Linked DNA regions of Mus musculus: region 1 is linked to region 2. Evidence: chromatin contacts called from ENCODE Hi-C or POLR2A ChIA-PET data. All regions are on one chromosome and are shown on one strand. Each heading gives the region's core, a stretch centred on a gene start or an enhancer-like site at or near the end of the contact. The rest is flanking DNA. Distances are from core to core; before and after follow the strand shown.

What was found. A loop is a pair of places that touch in the nucleus more often than their neighbours do. ChIA-PET counts read pairs that join two places held with the same protein, here RNA polymerase II (POLR2A).
Region 1: a map of left cerebral cortex shows a loop between it and region 2 (2.2-fold over the local background). The contact joins the enhancer-like site here to the promoter of Edar in region 2. A Hi-C loop is called at or near these places in 4 of 37 maps with a recorded cell type or tissue (adrenal gland and left cerebral cortex). POLR2A ChIA-PET finds 5 or more read pairs at or near these places in 1 of 5 experiments (Patski).

The regions. Positions count from the first base shown.
Region 1 is chr10:58,798,235-58,804,888 of GRCm38, forward strand. No RefSeq gene overlaps it. Among named protein-coding and RNA genes, the nearest start is that of Sh3rf3, 12 kb to the right of the region's middle. Within about 2 kb of position 3,097, at least 1 of the 3 ENCODE cell types and tissues checked has a DNase peak (open chromatin) inside an H3K27ac peak, as active enhancers do; it is left cerebral cortex, where a contact is called at or near this core.
Region 2 is chr10:58,673,187-58,678,985 of GRCm38, forward strand. It overlaps Edar (ectodysplasin-A receptor), which reads right to left and starts at 2,510. Exons shown (of 12, transcript NM_010100.3): 1 at 2,270-2,510. It overlaps Gm36158 (a long non-coding RNA gene), which reads right to left. Exons shown (of 3, transcript XR_380458.1): 3 at 4,195-4,503.

The DNA of each region.
Region 1 (6,654 bases), core at 1,847-4,346, 130 kb after region 2:
CCAATCACAGAGTCATTTGCTATCACTGTGGAGTGTGGCGAACATAACATAATTATATGTGCTACACTTTTGTACAGCTGGCAGTGCGGTAAGCTTGTTTATGCCAGCATTACAGTAGACTAAAGAGTAATGTGCTACAATGTTACCATGACTACAAAGTCACCAGGCAACAGGAAAACCTCAGCTTCATTGGAATCTCATATGACTACCATCATATAATAGAACTTTGTTATGTGGTCCATGACTCTATTTGTCTTGGTGTACATGGAATGTGGAGGTCTAAGGTTGATGTCTACAGGTATAATTGTGCGGCTGAAGTGTTTACTTACATCCATGTGTGCCCATGTATGTAACACAAACACACACACACACACACACACACACACACGCACACGCACACGCGCACACACGAACACAAACATCATCTAGTCATGGCGTTTTCTAAGTATTAAGGACAAAAAGCTTATGAAAAATCACTAGGAAGAAAAAAATGAGAACCAAATCTTCTAAAGACAGCAACAATTAAAAATGATTATTTTACAATTAAATGCAAATTTTCAGATTAACATTCAATACAAGGTAAGAAAATAAGATTTCAGGACTTCCCAAGGAAAAATATAGTTTTATGCCTCACGGGGTCTGACAAGCAAGGTATACTCTTAGCAGCCACATCCTTACTGTGGGTCTGTCAGATTTTGTTGTTACTTCTTCTTTGTGGTGACTTGTTTCTCTAGCTTTATTTTTGTATGTTTGGATTTTCAAAGTTGTTTTATTTAGCGAATTGCCTTAGATCCATATACACAGATAAGACAAAGAGAGGTAACCTGAACAGGAACTGTGTATGGGCTATTGGTGCTGGGATCTCTCCCTGGGCAGTGCTCTGAGTCCTAGGGTGCTATCCTATGTTTGGAGAGATTGTTCAAAAGGTTATTCTCCGTGGTGGCTTCTCTCTCAGTTTCATTTTTTTTTCCTCTGGGCCACAAGGAGTCTGTCACCAGCCCTGCAGGCTATTGACTGCCAGTAGTGGGGACAGTGTGATTCCACAGAGGCCATCTTCATAGGGACTGTGCCCCTTTGGCATGGGGATGGTCTTGTGTCACCATCAACGAGGACTTTAGTTCTTGTGACATAGCTATAGTGGGATTTACGCCAGGACACCGAGTACCACCAAGTGTGTTGCCCTGGCCTAAGAAGTCAAAGCTTTTTCTCTGAGGGAGAGGGGCCTGGATAGGACAAAGACTCAGGCATGCTTACTGTCCTTTCCTTGGTGGCTGCAGTGCCGGGACCCTTTCCCCAGGGTTGTTGTCACTACTGTGTAAATAATAGGAGGTTGGAAGAGTGTACTGGCTGGTTTTGTACGTCAACTTGACACAACTGGAGTTGTCACAGAGTAAGGAGCCTCTATGAGATCCAGCTCTAAGGCATTTTCTCAATTAGTGAACAAGGGTGGGAGGGCCCATTGTGGGTGGTGCCATCCCTGGGCTGGTAGTTTTGGGTTTTATAAGAAAGCAGGCTGAGCAAGCCAGGGGAAGCAAGCCAGTAAGAAACATCTCTCCAGGGCCTCTGTATCAGCTCCTGCTTCCTGACCTGCTTGAGTTCCAGTCCTGACTTCCTTTGGTGATGAACAGCAATGTGGAAGTGTAAGCTGAATAAACCCTTTCCTCCCCAACTTGCTTCTTGGTCATGATGTTTGTGCAGGAATAGAAACCCTGACTAAGACGGAAGAGTGTCTTCAAACAGACAGAATGCCCCTGGACTTGCATACTCTGGGCAGCTCATGCTCACCTTCAGCACTGCTGAAGTGGCTAGCACCTGCCCCAGGCTAGCCAATGCTGGAGCCATCTCTTCTTGGTGAGCCTGTTCTTCCTAAGACAGTGCTCCATCTGCCTGTTTTACATCTTGAACCTTTTATGGACCCAGGACACACAACCCTGTTGCTTATTTAGCTGTTGTTGTGGCCTCGTGGTTAAAATGCAGAACTCCCTCTTTAGCTTCCTATATTTCAAGCGGAACCAGGATTTCGTGTGTATATGTGTGCACATGGGTTCATGTGTTTCAGCAAATTCACCACACTACTACTGGCCAGCTGATCTAGAGGTAGATTAGACAAAAGAACGATTGAAAAATTGGGAAAGAGCCTGTTAAGATGGGGAAGGGTTCTTTTATGGTTGTTTGGTCTTTCGCATCTCCTTTTGGAAATTTGGAGTCCCTGTATCACACAGCTATCATAGATGGGCTCGTACATGTGCTCAACAACACTGTCATAGGCACACATCAGGCTGACCAGCTTCCTGGTCACTAGGGCTACTGATACTGGTGGGCAGCATATCCCCTGGCTCACAAACAGGGCATGAGATGGGTAATTGTTGATAACTCGGATCTCGGATTTTACAGAGCACAGTGAAGTGTGCGTAAAGTCACGAAAATAAACAAACTAAAGGCTTGAAACTGGGGGTGGGTGCATTGGCTGAAATGAAGAGGGGGTTCACTGGTAGGGGAAACAGATGAGAGATAATGGGGGGCAGACGATGAAGATACATTAGAAATGCAAATAAGCATGGCTTGTGAAAGGATAAGTAAAATTAGAAAAGAATGAAATGAAAATAAAAGCTCTTCAGAGTGAAATGAAATATCCTGCTAAAGTTTTCTTGATCACAAAATACCCCGATGGCTTAATGAAGGTAGAGGAGCACTTAATTTTTTTTTTTTTCCTTACTTGACTCGACAATTGGAGTCAAGAATAATAGCTGTAGAGATCTGGAGCTATAGTTTCTCAAAACCCATCAGAGCCCGTGGGCGAGCCTGTCAGCTGAGAAAAGCCATTCAAGAGCTTTTCATTTTGGGAGACGTGTTAAGAAGTAACAATGACGCTGAGCGAAACCAAAGCCTTTCGGTAATTACTTAACGTGTTGCTTTGTTCTAATAATGGAGTTCGGGAGGGAACACGACTTCGAAGGCCAAGCAGAATAAACACAGCGAAGAATCTCGTGAAACACTCAGCTCTTTTTAAAGGGACGAAGCCTGGGGGGGTGGGGGCAGAAATGGTTTGCGAAAAGAGCACCCCTGCAAGCTGCGTGACCGAGGGAAGGAGGGAATTATTTATGGAGGACCAGCTATGTATTCGCTGTGCTGGGCTTAGGCCCACAATGCCTAGCAGCCTGCTTTGGGGGCCGGCGGGGCAGCTGTCGTGGGCCGGAAGGCAGCAGCTTGCAAAGCAAAGAAAGGCAGGCAGCTCAGATCTAGCTTTGGTGAGAGCCTTAACATGGAAGCCATTATAAATGTGCTAGAAAACAGGTTACAGGTATCAAAATGCTTGCTGTTTGCTAGATACTCTTCAAAGTGCTTTCTGTGTACGAGGGAGCCATTGTGCATACCCATTTCCCCGATGAAGGGTCTAGGAACCACCAGTTGGGAACAAAAACAAAAGAGATTTAAGATATGCATTGTGCTTTTGAACAAGATTGCCGACCTGGGTCAAAATGTGCTAACCTGGTCTGTAAAGGTGTCTTTTAATAGAGCAATCTACCTAGAGGAGGAAAGTAGAGTAGAGCAAACCAGGTATTCTTATCTGTGTAGCCTCAGGTTCTCCAAAGGCATCAGGACTGAATGTGCCTGGCTGTAAGAAATGAATGAATGAAGAAATTAACCTGAAGGGCACAGGCACCTTTCTGAGGTTTGTTGTTTTGTTACTAAAAACTGGGAATAATTGTTCAGAAACTTACTTCATTGCATAGGATTTAACCCTATGCTCCCTTCCCTATGATACAAGGTACGGGTAACTATGGGAGCTAAAAGCAAAGAGGGAACCGAGTCTGAATCTCATTGCAAATGTGAATTTAACTCAGAACTTTAATGGCATTTTGAAATGGCTTTTGTATTTAATTATAGATAACCCAGGTAAACACAGGCAAGCCATTACTCAAAGGCACGCAGACACAGGAAGTCCAAGAATACCAACAGAGTGTTAACAACCAGTTATTTATTGCAAATTAAATTAAATTAAATTGTTTTCATCAAATGCAATGCTTTGCTGACTAATAAAATTATACATTCTCTTTATACGATATGAATACTTATTATTCCATCATCCTTTATAGGTAAAACAAGACTTCATAAATGTGATAAAAATTACATTTAACTTAAACCAATACATTAAGACTTGGTTGCACTAATTCAGCTGCAATTATGTAATGTTAAAAGGACACTGAATTAATTTTCTCTCCATGAGATAATGGTCATGCAGCAATTCTTCCATTTCCCCTTATGTTCTTCTTGCTATAAAAACAACTCTTGATCTTTAGATTCTGCTATTCCAAATATGGGAAGTTCAGTACAGATCCGAAAACCCTGGGATTTGTGCCAGGTCTTGTTTAGAACAGACTGAGTAGAATAGAAGTGAATAGAAGACATTCACCTCTGAGGGGGCCCCACATGCTTCTCCCTTCAGCTCTTAGAGGCACTTTTCCTATCTCACCTCCATCTCTAGATCTCTCTTCACACATTGCTGGAGGTTACAGAGGATATACTGGGGTCAAACACACATAGGCACATCCACAAAGCAGAAGTTAGTACATTGTAAGTACAATTCTAGTTGACCAGTTGTCCGGATGTTCATCGTCCTGGGATGCATGGCTTCCGTTTACCTTCCTGACGTGCAAAACTAGCTTTGTGAGTAGGCAAAGCTGCTCCAGAGTTAGGTGCCCGGAACTATAAGTCTCTGAGCCACTATTGCAGTCAGAATTTCTTGTCACTGAAATTTAGCATCCTTCCAACATCACCATGTTCCTAACAAGAGCACAGTATCTGGGAGCTCTCTCCCAAATCACAAGACACAGCCATCTCATCATCCGCTAAAAATAATGCTTAGTATCAAAGGGCATGCATGTCCTTCCAGTTCCCCGCCCCATCTTGGGTGTGCTTAGAATTTAAAGATGATATCGCTAGAAGTATAGAACCTTAGCATTGCAGGGTCCTTAAAGATTATTGATCCAACTTCCTAACCAATGTGAGCAGTGTGCAATCTGATTCATCGGATTCGAAGTTCCTACTTCTGCCTCTGTTTATGGAGCTGTCTTAGGAGGTAGCTGTGTGTGCCTTCCTGGATCCAGGTGACACTAGTCGGCTAGCTCACATTAGGAGAAGAGAGTAGCAGTGTCACATGGCCTGGTCTGTGTATGTGTTCAGTTTCTTGTGGGAAGCTGAGGTTCCAGGCAGTAGCAGGACAAGGCTGTAGACCCTGCTGTGTCAAAATAGCCATGATACCCAAATTAGCAAGGATTCAGAATCAACTTGCATTAGTATAAATTCCAGAAAACTTGAGATTGGCTTTTTACAGCAACGACTATAAATGCACTAGCACAGTTAGCTATGTAGTTACTGCCTGAAGACTTCATGCTAAAAATACCACCACTCTATGAGGCAGCATGTCTTCTCCGTCAGTTGGTGACCCCAGCAAAGACCAACCAGTATCCTCTGCCAGACATGTGTGCCTGTGATCTCAGTCACCAGTCCATCAGAGCAGAGGCCAGACAAGCTATCCCCACTGAGTCCTGTCCAAAGGACGAGTTTATGAGCAAATCAAATGGTGCCACTGTACGGAAATAGTTAACTAAAAATTTAATCCTAGGATCTTATGATAAGTCCTACAAATATCACCACAGTTCTGCGTATGCAAAAGTCTACAGGGCAGGCAAGGTAATGCCAGGTCCAGCAGAGATTTTTTTTTCCTCCAAAAAAACCAACCCAAAGGGTCACTATTTAAAACTTAGAGGGCCATATGGCCATGGGACCAGATTTCCAGTTGCTTAGAGAATGCAGATTGGGTAAAATTCCCAAAAGATCTATACTAGGCCCAGTATGTGGGAGAACACTTTGAATCCTTGACATCTCATCTTGAAGCAGGCTGTCATTTATGGGTGATGAAAAGGACACCTGATTACCACTGGCCATGTCCCAGTCCAGGTGGGTGTCTACCTCACTGCTTCAGAGCCTGTGGTGTGAAAGGCTGATGAGTGACTCTAGAAGTTAGGTGATTCTTTCTCCCAACCCCATGCTCCCAGAAATAAAATTCAGACTCAAAATATATTTAAAAATACTTTGGCCATATAGCTAGACTCTTCTCTGACTAGATCACAACTTGACCCATTTATTTAATCTTCCTTCTGTCCTGTGGCTGGTTACCTATGAATCTCCTGTGCCTGGCACTATCCCAGAATCCTTTCAGCCTACACTATAGGTCATCAACTTTATTATCGACAGGTGCCACATCCATACAGACACTATTTTCTCCACAAGTGACAGTCTCAAGTTTCATGCTGTGCCTCTATGGTCACCTTGGTTACCATTTATGATTCTTCTCTTGTGAGGGCCATCAAATACACAAATGTCCCTGAGCTGGCTTTGAGAAATATCTCTGAGACCCTTCCTCACCCAAAACCCCCTTTAAAAAAAATCTATTCCTTGTGAATTTCGAACCAGTGTGTTTTGATCTTGAACAATGATCATATTCATCCCCACCGCAACTCCGTCAAGGTCCCCGCCTCTTTCCTACCCTCACAGGTTTGTGTTGTGGATAGCCCCGGGGCTAATTATATTTGATGTTCATTCTGTTCTCCTGTGAGGGGTTGTGAACAAGGAATGAGTCAGCACTCAGGT
Region 2 (5,799 bases), core at 1,260-3,759:
TAATTGCTAAGTGAGTTTAATGTGGGCTAATTAATGATGCTATTGGTGAGTGGAATTAGCTAATGCAAAACCTAAAACTGCATCAAAGCACACAGGGAGGCAGGTGCCATCTAGGATAATTGAGGGAACAGAGGCCAGAGCGGAGCTGTTAAGGGTTGTACATGCACCAAGCTGCTGGGCAGGCCAGGGGAGGTAAGGGAAAACCAAGCCAGCCTAGGGCTGAGCCATTTAAGCAGTGGGGCTGGCCGCCAAAACGCCATCCTGTTTACAGCTCCCGTATTTGACTTTCAGATTTGCTTAAGTCTTTGAAGCTGGGTTCCCGGGCCTTTCCTTGAGAGTAAATTCCATTCTTTAGAAACCACAGAACACACTCTCATGGTCCCAGAAAGGGATGTGAGCGACCTGCCTTCTGTATGACCCCTTGGGACCTAAGGGACCTTTCATTAGAAGATGCCCCAGAGTTAAAACAATCAGCCTGGGTTTGTCCCCTACGGACAGTGGGTAGCAAATATGGGGTGGCCTCACGGTGGCAGCACTGAGCTGGATGTAAAGAGATCTCAGACGGATCGTCACAAATACAATGGCTCTCAAAAGACTCACAGAAAATAGAAACTATTATTTAACACTTCCCCACCCTTCCTTCATGTAACTGCTGAGTTTCATGGCTGGGCAGCACAGCACACTGCAGACGGTCAACTGTCACCCTTCCCTACCTACTCTGGAGAACTATAGCTGGTCCCCGCTGCTGGCCAGCATCCAGAAACAAGCGAATCACCGGCCAGGGATAAGATTCAAATTCAAAACTCGAAGTACAATTTCTATTGAATTGTACAACTGTCAATCATTTGTACAGCATTATAAAGAATCTCTGGGGGATCCTCTATACATCTTTTCAGCAGACACCAAAACGAGACAATGACAGCAAGCCCCAAACAACGGAACAGACAGACAGTGACCAGAGAGGACAGACAGACAGTGACCAGAGAGGACAGACAGACAGTGAGCAGAGAGTAGGCATATTACTTCAGTAAGTTTCTGTTTAGTTTTTCCTCCCAAAGAATGCAACCTAGGACAGCCTCCAACAACAGCATCATAAGTGGACAGAGGAATGAATGCTGAGAGGAGACCCCCCTCATCCTGCTGTCATCTCCAGGGAGGGTGCTTATGTGGGGGCGGTCTCTTGGGACACTTCCTAACGTTAAGTCCTCGTAAGCCACTCTCTCAAAACATATCTTTAAAGGTTTTAAGCGATCATGACCTAGAATGTCTGTTGTACATCGGGACTTCTCTGTCCTTTTATGCCCTCTTGACTCTTTGATACTTTGAACAAACCTCAGTTTCACTCTGCATTTGAAGGTGTACCCAGGTGCCACTTCAAAACAGCAAGGTAGGGGCCCCAGAAGAAGTAAAGAAGAAGTTGGCCCTGCCACACTCCACCACCTCTCTCTCTCTCTCAACTATGATTTCAGTCTTGAAAAGGGGGACTGTTTCCCACTGACTGTCTAGCAACCTGACTGACCAGGTCTTTGGCCCTTGTCACCTCTCTTGCTTTAGCTGTCCCCTGGTGATGTGGATACTCCAGCAGTGACCTCACCTGCTGCCCCATCTGCCCTGAGATCACACATTTTGCCTTGCAGGAGTTTCTTACCGCAAAGGCTGAAAAATCCAACTCTACTCTCTGCATGAGGCCCTTCTACCCCAGATGCCTCGGAACACTAAAGGAACCTTTGGCTAGAAATGAAAACCTCAAGTGTCACAAAGACCTATCTAACACACTCTCTTCCTCTTCTCCGACAACATAGGACTATGGCATTGGGTCTCAGACTTGATTGGAAGCCTGCCTGAATGGCCTCTTAAGACAATGAGCTACTCTGGGTAGAGGCAGGTGACGAATGCCACTAAAGTCCCAGGTGCCTCTTGCCTTCTTCTGTGAGCGAGTTGGAGAAACTCCGGTCCTCTCCCCAGATGGCAACACGTGTTTTAGTAGCACAAGTACTGTCTGTGACGCACAGTTTGGCACTCTAACCAAAGCGCACTCAACAGCGGAATGAGTTTTCTGATATTTTCTTCAAAACAAAGAAACAACCTCAAGCCTGTGAACTTGTAGCACAGACAGACACACAAGTAATCAGTAACGCTTGTCCAAACGCAACCCAAAAATGACATGCATTTCAAAAATGTACCCGAGATCCTTCCTAGCCAAGGACACCTCGGTTTCGTCCACAGTTGAAGAATACGGAAAACCAGAAGTGAAAGAACCAAGGTTTACCTGGTACCCGAATGAGGTTAGCTTTTCCCAGCAGAAGATGGGTCTACGGAGAAGGCGAGCAGGTAAGGGATGGGGGGCAGGCTTCACAGGCGTCCGTCGGTGTCCTCTCAAAAGCAGAGCTCCACAATCCTGGGGCCAGCCGGGTGACAGCGGCCAGGCACACCTCTGCTGCCAGCGCAACTAACTTTCTATTTTGAAGGGCTCCCGGGAACTCGCTCTTGACTGTTCCCGGTCTGGACTGCGAGTTTACAAACAGTCGAGCGGAGAGGAGGCCCCTCGCTTCAAACCCACCCGCGCCACCTAGAGGCCGCGCCAGGCATCGGCAGTGCAGGAGCCTGGGCACAGCCTCAGGCTCTGCCGCTGAGTGCACCTGGCTCCACAGGACTTCCTGCCCCTTAAGGGACAAGCTGGAATGTGTAAAAAGCATTGAGGTTTTTCCTTTTGGAGTGCGTGGGGGTCTTGCTTCTATCAAAGCAAGTTGGGCCTTTGGGCACAAGAATAATGAAAGATGAAATTTGCATTAAGTTATCATTAATCAGAACTTAAGCACAGCCCCCTTCCCCACAAGATGGTTATAGGTATGATGAATACTGCTGTATCCATTCACGCTCCTTCATGCAGCCTGGAATACACTTGTACATATTTCCAATCTCTCTCCTGCTCACCACAGATTTGAGTCACCATTTTCTCCTCAACATCTTCTCTCCATGTCATTCCAGGTAACTCAATATAGGCTCCAGACAAGTTCAGATAAACATATCTAACTCTTGTAACTACAGTATGTGCCTCATATAAATACAGACTCTACCACTCCAGAGACGTGCACATACCTCACAGAACTCTTGATAGCCCTATGTATCCTTTACATTTCCAGATAACTATATATGCTCCGATAACCTCATATACCCCATGTGATTTGATAGCAAGGAAACGTTAAATGCAAACCTTTTGGTATTGATCAATTCTCTTTCAAAAAATAAGTTATCTGGAAAACACCCAGCCTTAAAAGAATGTAACAGCCTCATTCCTTTCTCCCTCAACCTCATGGTCCCCCGCCACAGTAAGGAGTGGAAACAACAGGTTGTTGTTGTTGTTCTCTTCCTCCTCCTTCTCTTCCTCCTCCTTCTTCTGCTTCTCCTCCTCCTCTTCCTCCTTATTTTCTTTCTTCTTCCTCCTCCTTCCTTCTCTTTCTCCTTCTTCCTTCTTTCTCCTCATCTTCCTTCTCTTCTTCCTCCTCCTCTTCCTTACCTCTTTTCTTCATCTCCCGCCTCCTCCTCCACCTCTTTGTTTTTTTGGAAACAGGGTTTCTCTGTGTAACAGCCTTAGTGATCCTGGAACTTGGTTTGTAGACCAGGCTGGTCTCTAACTCGCATAGACCTACCTGCCTCTGCTTCCCAGGAGCTGGGACTAAAGGCAATTGCTGGCAAGCCAGCCTAGGAGTGGAGCCTTCTATATACTCTGCTCCCGTCCTGTTCCCTCTGCCTTAGATACACTGGAGAAAGCAGGACTCTCAGTAGAGAGACAGATGGCAGAGTACAGGCTTAGGCCGAGGATCCTGAACTTAATGATTATTGCTGTGGGAAAGCACAATGCTCTTTTCTTAGCTTGCTGACCAGTGTGGACAACTCATCCAGACAGTGCAGGCGCCCTTGAGTGTTCAGGCTTGGTTAGCTACGTTCCCCAGGCTGAACCTACAGTGAGTTAGTAATAAATGGAAGTTTATCACATCGGGGAATCCAATGCAAGCTACTGAGCTAGTCTTCCCTGTGGAGTGCACTTGTTATTTTGAGAGGTGTATCTGAGGACATAGATTTAATTTTAGCTGTTACTTTTATTTTCTATTGGACATTAAGTAATGCCTTTAAACTTAGAGTGTGAGACAGACAACATTGCCGCTGCCAAAAGACAGGAGAGGTGGAGGGAGAGAAGAATATGCACAAAATGATAAGAACTAGAAAGCAGAGCTGGCCTTTGCCACACTACAGATGATCAATGTGAAGTCTCCATGGTCCTTTTACCCAAATCAGAATGTATGGACAAATTAATTCAACACATTGAGAAAATGAAGCCAGAGAAGTCATTGCTTATCTGAGTCATTTAGAAGCTTGGAATATTCATTGTTCTCTGTTTTGAATACTTTCTGGAAGATGGACATAAAAACAGCCACAGATCTTCATCGTATGTGGAAATGAGGACATGAGTCAAGACTGTGGACCATGGTTGGTCAAACGGTGCTGTGGAGAAAGTGGTATAATTTAGAACATATGCTTGATATAGATAACTTAGCCCAGGCTGGGCTGCCCTTTTCAGCACTTGCGTGCAGATGCATGGTAGGCTGTGGGGTACAGTGTTGGAGGGGTCCCAGAGCTTAGCTCTATTGTGCCACCACATCACATCACATCACATCACATCACATCACATCACATCACATCACATCACATCACATCACATCACATCACATCGGCTATGGAGATTCACGAGACTCGATGATTAGAAACCATGCATCAGGTAAAAGAACAATGGCCAGCTAAAGAAGTGTCTTAGTTAGAGATTCTACTGCTGTGAACAGACATGACCAAAGCAACTCTTATAAAGGACAACAGTTAACTGGGGCTGGCTTGCAGGTTCAGATGTTCAGTCCATTATCACCATGGCAGGAGCACAGCAGTGTCTAGTCGGGCATGGCACTGGAGGAGCTGAGAGTTTTGTTTGTTTGGGTGTTTATTGTTTTTGTTTTTTTTTCGAGACAGGGTTTTTCTGTATAGCCCTGGCTGTCCTGGAATTCACTCTGTAGACCAGGCTGGCCTCGAACTCAGAAATCCTCCTGCCTCTGTCTCCCAAGTGCTGGGATTAAAGGCGTGTGCCACCACCTTCATCCAAAGAAAGCCAGGAGCAGACTGTCCTCAGACAGCTAGAAGGAGGGTCTCAAAGCCCACACCCACAGTGACATATTTCAACAAGGCCACACCCCCTTATAGTGCCACTCCCTGGGCCAAGCATATTCAAACTACCATAGGAAGATACTCAGCAATGACCTCTGGGCCATCATACATATGTGTGTATGTGTGTTTGCATGTGTGTGGGACATGCAAACACACATACACACAGAGAGAGCTGAGACACATTCCATCCCTCAGTATGTAAATTCTGTGTCTTAATTTCTAATCTCATGATGAATAAACAGGAAAGAAACCACTTGACCCTCACAGATGCTACAAAACACCCTTTTATGCTAACGTGCTCATTGCCCCATTCATGTCGCAAGCACACACATTTACCCGACACTAGCACTTCTCCAGGGGCTCAGTGTATCCTGAGAAGATGAGAAAGACAGCCACACTGTGTCAGCCCTCATGGAACGTACATTGGTTGGGAGGCAGAAACTAATCAAGTTACCAAATGAGCCTGGAATGTACTTTCTGCTGGTAGCAGGTGAGGGTGGAGGATACCTGGCTTGTGTGTGCATGTGTGCATGTGTGTATGTGTGTGTGTGTGTGTGTGTGTGTGTGTGTATGAACCCACTGACAACA